Regions from separate parts of the Homo sapiens genome. Here region 2 is linked to region 1. Evidence: read pairs that join two places in POLR2A ChIA-PET (ENCODE). Cell type or tissue: PC-3. All regions are shown on one strand. Links, peaks and the distances in the headings refer to the core of each region. The heading gives the core; the rest is flanking DNA.

Region 1 (8,336 bases), core at 40-8,039:
TGTTTTATTCCCTGCCGTGTCCTCAGCACCTAGAATGATGCCTGGCATACGGTCGGACCTCAAAAATGTTTGTTGAGTGAATAACACAATATGAAATTGTCTCATCTGTTTGTTTACTTGGTTATGACTCATCTCTCCGCTAGACTAGGAAAATAGGGCCATGTCTGTCTTACTCGGGACTTGGCATGGTGTCTGGAACGGGTGGTACTCAGTCAATTATCCTATCTAGCATCTGTGACGGACACAGGGACTAACTCATTTGGGTCTCACAACAATTCTCTAAGATGAAGGCCACTATTATCCCCATTTTGCAGGAGGGGCGGGACAAACTGAGGCAGAGAGGCCCAAGGTCAGCAAATAGTAAGCGACAGAGTGTGAATGTGGAGAGTGGCAGCCTGGCTCCAGAGCCAGACTCCCAGGTCCTGTCTATGTTTGGTGAATGAATGAACGACAGGCACAACCATGATGGTCTGGCCACCTGCTCAGCCCGCTGGAGAGAACCCTCGCTCCGTCACATGGCCGAGGAGGTGGGTGAGGTGCTCAGCTGGGGTTGGCAGAGGAGAAGGAACGGGGCGGTGGCTGGCAGCTGGGGAGGCCTTCCCCATCTCCTAGCGATGGAAAGTTTCACCTCATCCGGAAAGAACTCCCAGTTCCATGGTTGTGGCAGAGAGTGAGGTGTCTCCCCAGCCGGGTTCGTTTCAAAATACATTGTCTTGCTTTTAATAGCCTCCCTGATCAGCTCTTGGAGGTTCTCATGACTGACTGTTCCCAAAATAATACCCGGCGCCGCTTTTTCCAACTCAGAAGTGCTGAATCTTGCTACCTCCCAATCAGCCGCTGGCTGCTGCAAAGAACTGTGGTAATCCCAGGGTCCCCCAAGACAGAATGTAACCCAACAGGGAGGTTTCTGAGGCATTTGGAGAGAACCCCGATGTTCCTCGGCAGCTCACAGGGCTGCTGACAGCAAGTTTCCGGTGACAGCCTGCCCATCCACGGGGCTCCCTCGCTGCTCCCAGCTGCTGAACTGAGATGTGACAGTGGCCAGCGGCAGCCCTAGGAACGCCCCGGCCCTCAGAGATGGAGAAGATTTTCCTAGAAGCTGGAGAGCTGACGTGGAGTGAGAGGGAATTGGCTTTTGGCCCTAGAGGCTGCGATCAGCTTGGCTTGTCTTTCTCCCTCTGTGGGTAGAAGAAGCGGGGCGGTATCTCGTTTGCAGTTTTTTGAGAGTGAACCTTGAAACATCAAGCATCTCTCCTGTGAAAGGAAAGGACTGAAGTACCTATAGCTAGACTATTTTTTCTTATATTTTAAAAATCAGACAGGCTATCTTCTTCCTTTGTGTATTCATTCAATAGACATTGTCATGTACCTAAAATATTCCAAGCACTTGGGATGCAGCTGCGAGCAAAACAGATGCAGGTGCTGCCCTACAAGGCTTTCAGTCTAGCGGGGAGACTCAGAGGAAACACACAAATATAGACAACACAGTTGAGTGGTGACGTGTGCCAAGAAAAACACATAAAGGAGAGCAGGAAGATATGGAGGGCTGGGGAAAGGAGCCTTTTTTAGTCAGGGTGGTCTGGAAGACTTCACAGAAGAGGTGACACTGAGGAGAACTGAATGGCTTAAGGGAGCTGGCCATGCAGACAGCTGAGAAAATGCATTGCAAGCTGCGAGAACAAGACGTGCAAAGGCCCTGAGGCAGTATCCTGTAAAATAGGGAGCCTGCCATCACCAGAAAGAGTCATTTTTTTCATGCATTTGACAAGTTTTCTGGGCACTGCCATGGGGCCCTGAACTTCATGCTGAAGATACAGACAGAAAACAAGACAGAAATTAATCTCTTCAGGGAGTTCATGCAGTCGGGGCGAGAGAGGTCAACTGACAGTACAAAACAGTGGGCAAGTGCAAGGATGGAGGAGGCTTGGGAGCCGAGAAATATGTGGGAGGGCACAAAACCTGGTCACGTTGGGGTGCTGGGGTAGGCCTTCAAGAGCAGTGACATCTAAACAGAGTCAATCCATAATCATAGTCGCTAAAATTTATTGAGTATTCACGTTGCACTTTGTCCTATTCCAAGTGCTTGACATGTGTATTAGTCTGTTTTCATTAGACATACCCAAGACTGGGTAATTTATAAAGGAAAGAGATTTAATTGACCTCACAGTTTCACATGGCTGGGAGGCCTCAGGAAACTTACAATCATGGCAGAAGGGGAAGCAAACGTGTCCTTCTTCATATGGCAGCAGCAAGGAGAAGTGCCCAGCAAAAGGGAGAAAAACCCCTTATAAAACCATCAGATCTCGTGAGAACTCACTCACTATCACAAGAACAGCATGAGGGTAACCAATTCCATGATTCAATTACCTCCCACTGGATCCCTCCCATGACGTGGGGATTATGGAAACTACAATTCAAGGTGAGATTTGGGTGGGGACACAACCAAACCATATCAACATGTATTAGCTTGTCTAATCCTCCTAGCCTTTGAAAATTCAAATATTTCCCCTTTTCACAGATGACAAGAGAGGCCAAATGACTTGCCCTAGGCCACATAGTGGAAGAGCTGGAAATCAAACCTTTAAAGAGGTGGGACATATTCTCCACTTTCCCTTCTCTCCTTCCCGCTAAAATATGGATTTGATGGTAAGAGCTTGAGCAGCCATCATGGGCCATGAGGTAGAAACTGTGTTAAGGAAGACAGAGCTGACAGATAGAAGGAGTTCAGGTCCCTAATGACCAGGGAGCCTCCACAGCAACCCTAGATCTCCACCCACATTCTTCTTGAGAGCGAAATAAATATCTAACTTACTTAAGCCATTGCTGTCTAGGGATCTTTAGTACGACAGCTAAACCTGTGCCCTAACCAATATGGATTCTAAGAGTAATGAAGAACCATCGAGTATGGGGACTCTGAGTGACACGAACAGATATGCACTTTAGAAAGATGGCCATAGCTGAAGTTAAGAGTCAGGCTCGGCCGGGCACAGTGGCTCACGCCTGTAATCCCAGCACTTTGGGAGGCTGAGGCGGGCAGATCACAAGGTCAGGGGTTTGAGACCAGCCTGGCCAACATGGTGAAATCCCATCTCTACTAAAAATACAAAAATTAGCCCGGTGTGGTGGCGGGCACCTGTAATCCCAGCTACTCGGGAGGCTGAGGCAGGAGAATCGCTTGAACCCAGGAGGCAGAGGGTGCGGTGAGCCTAGACTGTGCCATTGCACTCCAGCCTGGGGGACAGAGCAAGACTCCATCTTAAAAAAAGAGTCATAGCTTCAGGAGATATACCTAATGCTAAATGACAAGTTAATGGGTGCAGCACACCAGCATGGCACATGTAAACATATGTAACTAACCTGCACATTGTGCACATGTACCCTAAAACTTAAAGTATAATAATAATGAAATAAAATAAAATAAAATAAAATAAAGAGTCAGGCTCCAGGGCCAGCTGGTCTGTGTTCAGATCCCAGCTCTGCTTCTCCCTAGCTGGGTGGCCTTTGGCAGGTTACTTAACTTCTCTGTGCCTGGGTTTCCTCGGGTACAAAATGAAAGTAATATTACCCATTGGAGAGCTGTTGTGAGGATGAAATGAGTTAGCACATGGAATGGTGCTTAAAATAGCACCTGGCAGATATAAGAACCTTAGGCTCTGTGGGTGCCTGGGACCACGGCAAGCCCAGAAAGATGTCTAAGGAGCTCCAAGCCTTCATTAGCACTCAGAGGAAACAGGCCATGAGGGAGAACACGTGGATGGAGCAGTGACCCAGGAATAAAGCCAATGGGCCCTGGGGAGCTGTATCCAGAGTGGGGCATAAGCTGGTAATGGGCCATGTTGCAGAAAGCCACCTCAGCACAGTCCAGCCCAGGAAGCCGTGCCTGGGAGCCCCACATGGAAACGGGGTGGTTGCTCTGCCAGGAGAAGCGTGCTGCACTTTTCCCCTCCGTGGGCTCCCTGGAAGATAAGAAACCCCAGCTTCCTGAGGATATGCTCTGAACCCTCCTGCTGGCTCCTCTGGGCTTGTCAAAATATTTCTTTGTGGAGCCATCCCTGTTTTTCCATTAATAAAAGTATTTTTGGGCTCCCAGCAACAATGAGTGAGTGTTACAAAAGAGGTTGGGCCTTCCAAGGTAAACAGAGCTCATCCCCAACCTCAGCCGGTGGCTCTGGGCCACTGAGCAGGGGCGTGGTTGTTCTTATTCTGGAGCTCTCTGTGCTCTGAGCCCTGATTTGGCACAGGGAGAGCAGGTTCTAGGATGGGCTGCCCTATCCACAGCAGAGGGCCCTGCCAGTGCTCTTCAGGGTCCCCCGGGCTTGCATTGCCAGGGCATGCTGCATCCATCTTCCCTCCAGCTGATCAGTCAATCAGTCAACACACGTCTGTTGAGGTCCTGCTCTGGGCCCAGCAACACACAGAAAAGATACAGTCTTCCACCCTATTGCAGGGCAACAGATGTGGGAGCAGGTGAACCCACAGGTGCCATGGTAGATATCTCCCTGGAGACAAGCCAGGGCAGAGGGGAGAGAAGCACCTAGTGCAGCAGTGATCACTATGGGCTCTGTGTTCAAACTGGGATCTACCGCCCACGGGCCATGGGACTGTAGGCAAGTGACTCAACCTTTCAGGGAGCAAGTCTCCTCATCTGCAAAGTGGCAATACTAAGTAAGTTAATATAAGAAACATGCTTAGAATAAAACCGTACACAATGCAGAAGTGTTCGCTATTAAATCATTGTCAAGAAATCAATATTTGTTGAATGAATGAATGAATGAATGAATGCATGAATGAGGAAGTAGGTGGATGGATGGATGAATGGATGGAGTCAATGTGTCAGTAACTGTATTAGTAATCTCTTGCTGCATAATACATCAGTCCAAAACTTAGTGTCTTGATGCATTCATAAACATGTATCATCTCTCATTACTTCAATGAGTCAGAAATTCAAGAGCTGCTTAGTTGGGCTCTGGCTTCTTCATTGTGTTGAAGTCAAGATGTCAGCCAGGGCTGCAGTCATCTGAAGGTTGGACTGGGGCTGAAGAATCCACTTCCTAAATGGCTCCCTTTCATGGCTGTCAAGTTAGTGCTGGCTATAGGCAGGAGGCTTCAGTTCCTCCCCATGTGGGCCTCTCCTCAGGACCGCTTGAGTGTGCTAACAACATGGCAGCTGGCTTCTCCCAGAGTGAGTGACTGAGGAGAAAGGGAAGCAGCAGAACCAGAAGCTGTGACCAGCGGTCAGTTTTACCACATCCTATTCCTTAGACGCAAGTCATTAAGTCCAGCCCACATTCAAAGGCAAAGGAATTGGCCTTTACCTTTGCCCTTTGAAGAGTGGCGTGTCAAAAAAAACTTACAAGTATAGTTTAATCATGACAGTGACCAAATAGATCCCCCAAACAGATCACAAAGGCCTCAAATACTAGCTTCCCCAGACCAAAGGAGTATGCACTGTAGGAATCCATTCATTCAAAACTTTGGAACAGTCCAAATCAATTTGCAAGGTAGCAGTCAAGTCAATAGTTGGTTAGGTGGGGGAAGGAGGGATCAATTGCAAAAGGCAATGGAGATGTTCTGTATTTTGACTGGGACGATGGTCAAAACTGATTGAACTGTACCTTTAAAATATGCAATTCATTGTATGTGAACTGTAATTTATTAAAGTTTATTTTTAAAAATACCAGCTTCCTGACTTTGAGTAAACTATTCCTATAATTTCTTTGGTCTAGGTCAGAGATTGACAAATTTTTTACCAGCTCTGGTCCATTGCCTGTTTCTGTAAATAAAGTTTTATTGAAACGCAACCACTCACATTTATTTACAGATTGTCTATGGCTGTTTTCACACTATAATGGCAGAGTGACACAATTGAGTAGAGCATATGGCCTGCAAAGCTGAAAATATTTACTATCTGGGTCTTTTACAAAAAAAAGTTTGCTGGCCGGGGGCTGTGGCTCATGCCTATAATCCCAGCACTTTGGGAGGCCGAGGTGGGTGGATCACGAGGTCAGGAGATAGAGACCATCATGGCCAACATGGTGAAATCCCGTCTCTACTAAAAATACAAAAATTAGCTGGGCATGGTGGCGTGCGCCTGTAGTCCCAGCTACCTGGGAGGCTAAGGCATGAGAATTGCTTGAACCCGGGAGGCGGAGGTTGCGGTGAGCCAAGATCATGCCACTGCACTCCAGCCTGGACGACAGAGCGAGACTCCGTCTAAAAAAAAAAAAAAAAAAAAAAACCAATTTTGCTGACCCCAACTCTAGAGGGAAAACTAGGAGGACAGTTTAATGCTACTTTAGATGCATCCATTTTCAGGGCCAAATGTATGCCAATTTGTCAATCTTTTTACCCTAAAACTGTAGCAGCCCTCAGCTCATGTGTGTGCACAGCAACTTCTCCCAGTAGCAGACAGATGTGGGAAGATCCAAGTTCTCCCGGAAGATCCCACGACTTGTCTGCATTTGGGAACTGTTCGACATTTCCTTAGAAGTGCTTTCTACAGCCCACTTTTTAGTGTCTGGGACCCCTGCCTGAGCTGGTGAATCAAGAACTCGGCCCACAGAGCAGGAGACACGGGCAGCACTTTTGGGGGATTGTCTACATTTCATTAATTATGTTTATCTACATACAATTTCTTTTCCTTCTTCCCTTTCTTCCTTCCTTCTTTTTCTCTTTCCTTCTCCAAAGACACATCGGTCCACCAGGTTGGCTGTGTGGGTCAGATTCTCTCAAAGTGATTCTGTTTCATGGTGTTGACTCAACTTGTAGTCAGGCTGGCAGTATAAAATTGCATCTCAATCAGCTTTAAGAACAAAACTTAAAAACCAAAATGGGAATTACAAATGAAAGGCCGCAGGGAGGGCAACTGTCTGCCACTATCCTCTCCCCTTAAAGCTAAAAAGTCAGAGCATGAAACAGCAGGAGAAAGACCGTCTCAGGGTTTCAGTCCCAGAAGACCCTAAACCCAGACTGGGGAGGAGGGGCCTGGGGGTGAGCCTGCTAGGGGCATCCACCCTGCAGGAAGGCCCCTGTCCATAGTCATTGTCTTTGCCCCACCCCTTCCCCTTCTTCTGGAAATAGTGCCCCAATTTTTACTTTGAGGTCAGACCTTTCTGACTCTCAGCTTGTGCAGTTGGAGAGGGGCTGACTCTCTCAGCGCTTGGGATGGGCACGTGACCCAAGTCCTCCTCATCAGCATCAGGGTGATGGTCTCGGGTCAATGAGAATCCACCCCAGGACTGTAGTTTGAACTGCCAGGAAAGCAAATGTCTCTCACACAGACGTTCTCTCTATTTCCTGCTGAGATGTGAGGATGAAGATCTGCAACTGCTCTCCACCAGCTTGGTGCACTGCACTCTATACCGCAAGATGTCACAGGAGAAGACGGAGCCAGGAGATGGAAAGAGATTGGTTGCTGCTGACGACATTTGAGCCCCTAAATCCAGCCATCCCTGAAGCTAGAGGAAACTCCATATAGCTTCTCACATATATAAAAACATTTCTTCCTCACTTAAGCCATTTTGAATTGGATATTCTGTCACTTGCAACATCTCCTATTTCATCCACAGGAGTTTGAGATCTGGAGACCTGGAGAACCGGAGCCCCAGCTGCTGGTTGCTGGCAGTAGCCATTTTACTGCCATGAAGAAAGCCAGACTGAGGGCAAGGCCAACGCAGAGGGGAGCAAACCAAAGGAAATGCAGAGAAATAGATCCAGAGCCTTGATCATGCAATTCCTGAAGCCCACTTTCCCCCTAAAGTTCCCGAGAGTGAGGAGATACAGTTCCCTAAGGTTAAAGCCAGTTCGAGTCAGGTTTTGCATTACTTGTGGCCAAAAGAGTCTCAAGTGACACATTCGGTCTTCTTCCATGTAACACAGAGATAATCACACTTACCTCAAATAGTGGCTCTGAGGAATAGAGACCAGATGTGCAAATGCTCCTGCCCAGAGCCTAACAGACAGAGCAGGGGCTCCACAGATGCGTTCCCACTGCTTCTCTGACTTATTTTCTCCCCATTCCTCGCTGCTGGTCCCGTGCAGCGCAGGCTGAGGGCCATGTCATTGCTGATTCAGGCCGGGTAGGACAAGGCCTCAAGGTACAGTGGTCACTGGTCCCACAGATGGAATCAAGTGCGACACCTCCTTTCTGCAAAGACAGGGGGCAGTCCAGGGGCAACCAGAGCTGGGGCTTCACCCAGTCCTCCCAGTAATGCATGTCAGTTGACTCCCCTTCTGGTAACACAGTGCCCCCATTTCTCTCTGGCAGTCCACTCCTTCCTATCTCTGTACTCTTGGAGGGGGCTTCATCCCCAGTTTAAAGTTGAGTCATGTGACGA
Region 2 (8,336 bases), core at 232-8,231, 150 kb after region 1:
ATGGTGAAACCCCGTCTCTACTAAAAATACAAAAATTAGCTGGGCGTGGTGGCACGCACCTGTAGTCCCAGCTACTTGGGAGGCTGAGGCCGGAGAATCGCTTGAACCCAGGAGGCAGAGGTTGCAGTGAGCCAAGATCGCACCACTGCACTCCAGCCTGGCAACAGATCAAGACTCTGTCTCAAAAAAAAAAAAAAGGGGGGGGAAGAAGAAACGGGCTGGGCACAGTGGCTCACGCCTATAATCCCAATACTTTGGGAGGCCAAGGCGAGAGGATCACTTAAGGTCAGGAGTTCGAGACCAGCCTGGCCAAAAATGGTGAAACCCCCATCTCTACTAAAAATACAAAAATTAACTGGGCGTGATGGCACACACCTGTAATCCCAGTTACTCAGGAGACTGAGGCAGGAGAATCACTTGAACCCGAGAGGCAGAGGTTGCAGTTAGCCCAGATCATGCCACTGCACTCCAGCCTGGGTGACAGTGAGTGAGACTCTCAATGAATCAATCAATAAAAAGAAAGTTGTAAGAATTTTTATTCATTGTACTTTGTTCATAAGCAACTCTGGAGGGAAGGACAAGAAATGAAAGTATTGCAAAACTGGATGGAAGTAGATTCTTCAAAAGGAACATTTGTATATTTCTTGAGTCATGTGAATGTACTACCTTTCAAATAACTACACTTTAAAAAGATAACCAATAAAAGGCAGTATGATAAATGTTATTTTATATACATTGTAGACCAACTTTGTTAAAGTAACTTATGGTTTGATTTTTATGTAAGTATACAGTAAACAGTTATGGAACTAAAAAACTAAAATGAAGTTAGAGTATTTCACATAAAACTATAGAGTTTGTAACTCTTGGGTCTGGCAACTCCTGGTCCCTGTTTGTACCTGACTGGGCAGAGTAGCCGACAGGAGCTTCTCATTCTCCCAGGGCTTTACTGCATCAGCCCAGCTCTAGGGCATCTCAGTTTATAAGGTAAAGCCCAACAGTTTCCTAGGCCTAGCGCAGTGGCTCACACCTGTCATCCCAGCTTTGGGAGGTCAAGGTGGACGGATCACTTGAGGTCAGGAGTTTGATAGCAGCGTGGCCACCATGGTGAAACCTCGTCTCTACTAAAAATACAAAAATTAGCCGGGTGTGGTAGTGGCTGCCTGTAATCCCAGTTACTGAGGAGGCTGAGGCATGAGAATCGTTTGAACCCGGGAGGTGATGGCTACAGTGAGCCGATATCGCGCCATTGCACTCCAATCTAGGCGACACAGCGAGACTCTGTCTCACAAAAAACAAAAACAAAAACCGTTTCCTGATGATCACAATATCAGTGCTTAAAGGCGCAGGCACCACCTGGCAGTTGGTTAAGCATGCCACCTGATACAGGCAGGAATGTCTGTTATCAGAGGGGAAGGGATGCTTGGATAAAGGGCCTCTCTAGCTCTCAGGATGCTACTTCACCCCAAAATGACTCAGAGCAGAAAAGAACTATTCTCGTCATTTCAGAAGCACCTGCATTGTTTGTGTGGAAGAAATGACCTCCCTTCCTCTTCTCAGGGCAAGAGCTGCTGGCATCACTTGTCTGATAACATGGCACGTACGGCGTATGCACGCCCACTCCCTGGTCCCTGAGCATCTGGCTTCCTCCACTCCACAAGCACGTCTACACCAAATCCTTATCATCCCTCACCTACTGCCAACAGCAAAAAGGTTTATTGTTTTTGTTTCTTTAAGGAGAGCCTAAATCTTTTTTATGTTTACAACTTTCTCTTAGTCAAAAAAATTTAATAAGTTGGGCGTGTCGGCTCATATCTGTAATCCTAGCACCTTGGAAGGCCAAGGTAGGTGGATTCCTGAGCCCAGGAGTTGGAGATGAGTATGTGCCACATAATGAGATCCTGTCTCTACACAAAGCTTTAAAATTAGCCAAGAGCATCGTTCTTCACAGAATTAGAAAAAACAATTCTTGGGCCAGGCGCAGTGGCTCATGCTTGTAATCCCAGCACTTTGGGAGGCCAAGGTGGGTGGATCACGAGGTCAGGAGATCGAGACCATCCTGGCTAACACAGGTGAAACCCCCTCTCTACTAAAAATACAAAAAAATTAGCCAGGCGTGGTGGCAGGCGCCTGTAGTCCCAGCTACTCGGGAGGCTGAGGCAGGAGAATGGCATGAACCTGGGAGGCGGAGCTTACAGTGAGCCACGATCACACCACTGCACTCCAGCCTGGGTGACAGAGCAAGACTCCATCTCAAAAAAAAAAAAAAAGAAAAAGAAAAAAGAAAAAACAATTCTAAAATTCATATGGAACCAAAAAAGAGCCTGCATAGTGAAAGCAAGACTAAGCAAAAAGAACAAATCTGGAGGTATCACACTACCTGATTTCAAGCTCTACTATAAGGCCATAGTCACCAAAACAGCATGGTACTGGTATAAAAATAGGCACATAGATCAATGGAACAGAATAGAGAACCCAGAAATAAACCCAAATACTTACAGCCGACTGCTCTTCAACAAAACAAACAAAAACGTAAAGTGGGGGAAAGGACACCCTTTTCAACAAATGGTGCTGGGATAACTGGCTAGCCACATGTAGGAGAATGAAACTGGATCCTCATCTCTCATCTTATACAAAAAATCAACTCAAGATGGATTAAGGACTTAAATCTAAGTCCTGAAACTATAAAAGTTCTAGAAGGTAACATTGGAAAAACCCTTCTAGACATTGGCTTAGGCAAGGATTTCATGACCAAGAACCCAAAAGCAAATGCAATAAAAACAAAGATAAATAGTTGGGACTTAACTAAACTGAAGAGCTTTTACACGGCAAGAGGAACAGTCAGCAGAGTAAACAGACAACCCACAGAGTGGGAGAAAATCTTCACAATCTATACGTCTGACAAAGGACTAACATCCAGAATCTACAAAGAACTCAAACAAATCAGTAAGAAAAAAACAAACAATCCCATCAATAAGTGGACTAAGGACTTGAATAGACAATTTTCAAAAGAAGATACACAAATGGCCAACAAACATATGAAAAAATGATCAACATCACTAATGATCAGGGAAATGCAAATCGAAACCACAATGCGATACCACCTTACTCCTGCAAGAATGGCCATAATCTAAAAATCAAAAAACAGTAGATGTTGGCGTGTATGCAGTGAACAGGGAACACTTCTACACTGCTGGTGGGAATGTAAATACAACCACTATGGAAAACAGTGTGGAGATTCCTTAAAGAACTGAAAGAAGAACTACCATTGATCCACCAATCCCACTACTGGGTTCTACCCTGAGGAAAAGAAGTCATTATACGAAAAAGATACTTGCACACACGTTTATAGTGGCACAATTCACAATTGCAAAATCGTGGAACCAACCCCAGTAGCTGGGATTACAGACGCCCGCCACCATGCCCAGCTAATTTTTTGTATTTTTAGTAGAGATTGATGCCCATCAATCGACGAGTGGATAAATAAACTGTGGTATATATATTCAATGGACTACTCCTCACCCATAAAAAGGAATGAATTAACAGCATTTGCAGTGACCTGGATGAGACTGGAGACTATTATTCGAAGTGAAGTAACTCAGGAATGGAAAACCAAACATCATATGTTTTCACTAATATGTGGGAGCTAAGCTATGAGGACACAAAGGCATAAGAATGATGCAATGGACTTTGGGGACTTGGGGAAAAGAGTGGGGAGGGAGGCAAGGGATAAAACATAACAAATAGGGTGCAGTGTATACTGCTCGGGTGATGAGTGTGCCAAAATCTCACAAATCACCACTAAAGAACTTACTCATGTAACAACATACCACCTGTACCCCAATAACCTATAGGAAAAAAAATGAATTAAAAAAAAAATTATCCAGGCATGGTGGCATGTGCCTGTAGTCCCAGCCACACAGGGGGCTGGGGCAGGAGGATTCCTTTAGCATAGGAATTCAAGGCTGCAGTGAGCTATGATTGCACACTGCACTACAGCCTGGGCAACAGCAAATTCTTTTTTTTTTTTTTTTTTTTGAGACGGAGTCTCGCTCTGTTGACCAGGCTGGAGTACAGTGGCGCTCACTGCCACCTCCGCCTCCCGGATTCAAGCGATTCTCCTGCCTCAGTCTCCTGAGTAGCTGGGACTACAGGTGCATGCCACCAAGCCCAGCTAATTTTTGTATTTTTAATAGAGACAGGGTTTCACCATGTTGGCCAGGATGGTCTTGATCTCTTGACCTCTTGATCCGCCCATCTCAGCCTCTCAAAATGCTGGAATTACAGGTGTGAGCCACCGTGCCCGGCCTAAAAGCAAATTCTTTAATTAAAAATAAAAATAGAGCCAGGTGCAGTGTCTCACGCCTATAATCCCAGCACTTTCGGAGGCCGAGGTGGGTGGATCGCCTGAGGTCAGTCGTTTGAGACCAGCCTGGCCAACAGAGTGAAACCCATCTCTACTAAAAATACAAAAAATTAGCTGGGCACAGTGGCGGGCACCTGTAATCCCAGCTACTCGGGAGGCTGAGGCAGAAGAATCGCTTGGACCCAGGAGGCAGAGGTTGTGGTGAGCTGAAATTGCGCCACTGCACTCCAACCTGGGCAATAAGAGCGAAACTCCATCTCAAAAATAAATAAATAAAAATAAAAACGTTAATGAGATTTATGAACAGAGAATCCAAGCGTTCCCCCCCTGGGTCCCACTTGTTGAGAATATAAACAGCAACTGCATTTCATAATACCTCAGTTTGGAGAAAAAAGGGTATCTATTCTGCCCTCTCCATAGCTCAGTTACATTGGACCTCTTTCTGTTTCTCAAATGCTCTAAGCACATGCCTGCTGCAGGGCCTTTGCATCACTGCCCCCTGGAATAGTCTCCTTCCCATCACTCCTCAGGAGGCCTTTCACAGCCACACAGGCTAAGGCTGCCCCTTCACATCTCCTACCCTTCACCTTCATTCATGTAAAAAATACTAAATGTATCTGGGATACCCCATCTGTCCTACGACCTTATTCTGTTACCTTCAGAGCACTTTTCACAATTTGTAACAATTTCATTTACTGGTTTATTGTCTATCCCTTCTGAATGTCAGCCCCACAGGGCAGAAATATTTGTCTACTCTGTTCATTGCTGCACCCCCAGAACCCAGCACAGGGCCTGGCACACAGCAGGTGCTCAACCACCATCTGCCAAATCAATGGAGAAAGAAAAGGAGGCGAGGGAAGGAACAGAGGGGCTACTCGGTTCTGCTACACATCGCATGCACAAAAGCATAGATTCTGCTACTTTTCCAACCCCTCACACTCAAATACTCTACATTGGTTAAAAAGAAAATGTGATCCCAGGAAACAATTCAAATACAAGGTGAGCATCCCTGATGCAGAATGCTTGGGAGCCGAAGTGTTTGAGATTGCAGATGTTTCCAGATTGGGGGACATCTGTGCCATCCTTACCAGTTAAGCATCTCAAATCCAAAAATCTGAAATCCAAAATGCTCCAGTGAGCATTTCGTTTGAGTCCCATGTTAGTGCTCAAAAGTTTTAGATTTTACATTTATTTATTTGGAATTTTTTTGTTTGTTTTTGTTTTTGTTTTGAGACAGGTCTCTCTCCATCACCCAGGCTGGAGTGCAGTGGCGTGATGTCAACTTACTGCAACCTCTGCCTCTCAGGTTCAAGCGATTCTCCTGCCTCAGCCTCACAAGTAGTTGGGACTACAGGCACGTCCCACCACACCCCACTAATTTTTATATTTTTAGTAGAGATGGGTTTCACCATGTTGCCCAGGCTGGTCTCAAACTCCTGGCCTCAGGTAATCCTCCCACCTCGGCCTCCCAAAGTGCTAGGACTACAGGCATGAGCCACCGTGCCTGGCCAGATTTTAGACCATTTGAGATTTTGGATTTGGGATGCTCAACCTGTGATATAATCCATGAGGACAGGGGATTTGTCTTTCTCATTTACCTCTGTGTTCCCAGAGTCTAGACTTGTGCCATATACAATAAACATACAATAAATCCTTGTTGAGATAATGCAAGACCCAACAGCTAAATGAATAAATGAACGGCACAGGCTTTGCTATAGTTTGATCCAGGCGGTATATGAAATGGAGCTTCAACGTTAAAGTCTCAGAGACTCCCAATGTATTGGCCTAAGGGCATCCTTTCCCTTACAAGGCCACCATCCCATTCCAGATGCCTAAGTGAGAGAAACAAAGAACTTTCTGTTTCCAAACCTCTAAGGTTACTGAACAAACAATGCCGATTAACTTACCAGGGGAACCCAGTAGGTATAGAGTGCACCAAGTCTCATTTCGGGAACAAACTGAGAGCAGGCAAGAAGTAAGAAATAGAGGTTGAAAAAGTATTTGAACTGGTTGAACAGCACCTGGAATGGAGGGAGACAACAGAGAAAGACATTCAGGGCTTGTCTGATGAGATCTGGAACATTTGGTGGGAAATGAATAACATCTAAAAACATTCCTGCAGCCAGGCGTGGTGGTTCACGCCTATAATCCCAGAACTTTGGGAGGCCGAGGCGAGCGGATCACCTGAGGTCAGGATTCGAGACCAGCCTGACCAACATGGCGAAACCCTGTCTCTACTAAAACTACAAAAATTAGCCAGGCGTGGTGGCAGGCACCTATAATCCCAGCTACTCAGGAGGCTGAAGCAGGAGAATTGCTTGAACCCGGGAGGAGGAAGTTGCAGTGAGCCAAGATCGCACCATTGCACTCCAACCTGGGCAACAAGAGCGAAACTCTGTCTCAAAAAAAAAAAAAAAAAAAAAAAAAAATCCTGCTTTATAATACAATTTACACTATACTTTTCACATAGAGCTTAAACACTTCCATATGTTGTTTAGAAAAACATACATGGGTAATAAAAGTATCATTTGTAAAAGAAAGAGTAAATAATGATATACATGGAAATTGTAAATACCAAATTCAGAAGAGTAGTTACTTCCTGGGGAAGGGGTAAAATCTAACATGGAGGGGCACACAGGGGCATCAACTATGTTATGTGTGTTTTGGGGTTTGGTTTTGTTTTTTGAGACCAGGTCTCGCTCTGTCACCCAGCCTGGAGTCCAGTGGCGTGATCGTAGCTCACTGCAGCCTCGAATTCCTGGGCTCAGGCGATCCTCCTGTCACAGCCTCCCAAGTAGCTGAAACCACAAGCATGCACCACCATGCCCAGCTAAATTTTTTGCTATTTGTAGAGACAGGGTCTCCCTATGTTGCCCAGGCTGGCCTTGAACTCCTGGGCTCAAGCGATCCTCCCACTTCAGCCTCCCAAAGTGTTGGGATTACAGACCTAAGCCACTGCGTCCAGACTGTGTTATTTCTTTTTTTTTTTTTTTTTTTTTTTTTTTGAGACGGAGCCTTGCTCTGTTGTTTAGGAGGAGGTTTTTGCGGAAAATGCTTATGCTATAAGGTTGAGTGCAAAAAGAAATAAAAAGTTATGTCCAGCCAGGCGCAGAGGCTCACACCTGTAATCCCAGCACTTTGGGAGGCTGAGGCAGGCGGATCACGAGGTAAGGATATCAAGACCATCCTGCCCAACAAGGTGAAACCCCGTCTCTACAAAAATACAAAAAATTAGCCAGGCACCTATAGGCTACTCAGGAGGTTGAGGCAAGAGAATCGCTTGAACACAAGAGGCAGACGTTGCAGTGAGCTGAGATCGCGCCACTACACTCCAGCCTGGGTGACAGAGCAAAACTCCATCTCAAAAAAAAAAAAAGTTACGTCCACAGCATGTCCAGACGTGGTGGTACATGCCTGTAATCCCAGCACTTTGGGAGGGCGAGGTTGGCAAATGGCTTGAGCTCAAGAGTTCGAGACCAGCCATGGCAACATGGTAAAACCCCATCACTACAAAAAATACAAATATTAGCCAAGAGTGGTGGCATGCACCCGTAGTCCCAGCTACTCAGGAGGCTGAAGTGGGAGGATCAATTGAGCCCAGGAGGCGGAGATAGTAGTGAGCCAAGATCATGTCACTGCACTCTCGCCTGGGTGACAATGAGTCCCCCACCTCAAAAAATAAAAAGTGAAACCCCATCTCAAAAAATAAAATAAAAAATAATTTTTAAAAAGTTAAATGGCCGCACACAGTGGCTCACGCCTGTAATCCCAGCAATTTGGGAAGCCGAGGCGGATGAATCACGAGGTCAGGAGTTCAAGACCAGCCTGGCCAACATGATGAAACCCTGTCTCTACTAAAAAATAAAAAAAGTAGCCGGACATGGGAGCACGTGCCTGTAATCCCAGCTACTCAGGAGGCTGAGGCAGGAGAATCACTTAAACCCGGGAGGTGGAGGTTGCAGTGAGCCGAGAT

What was found. Peaks named below come from ENCODE experiments on the same cell type or tissue, not always from the same donor. Only the 100,000 strongest peaks of a DNase experiment are listed, where the experiment ranks them.
Region 2: POLR2A ChIA-PET joins it to region 1 with 6 read pairs; 2 of 35 experiments call an interaction of 5 or more read pairs at or near these places.

What each region holds. Positions count from the first base shown.
Region 1 is chr20:51,569,890-51,578,225 of GRCh38, forward strand. No RefSeq gene overlaps it. Among named protein-coding and RNA genes, the nearest start is that of NFATC2, 31 kb to the left of the region's middle. RefSeq lists an enhancer at 460-960. In PC-3, for the core only: no CTCF peak of the experiment used is centred there; DNase peaks (open chromatin) are centred at 92 and 4,142.
Region 2 is chr20:51,719,549-51,727,884 of GRCh38, forward strand. It overlaps ATP9A (ATPase phospholipid transporting 9A (putative)), which reads right to left. Exons shown (of 28, transcript NM_006045.3): 3 at 6,271-6,384. Among named protein-coding and RNA genes, the nearest start is that of ATP9A, 45 kb to the right of the region's middle. In PC-3, for the core only: no CTCF peak of the experiment used is centred there; a DNase peak (open chromatin) is centred at 6,213; H3K27ac peaks cover 4,227 bases.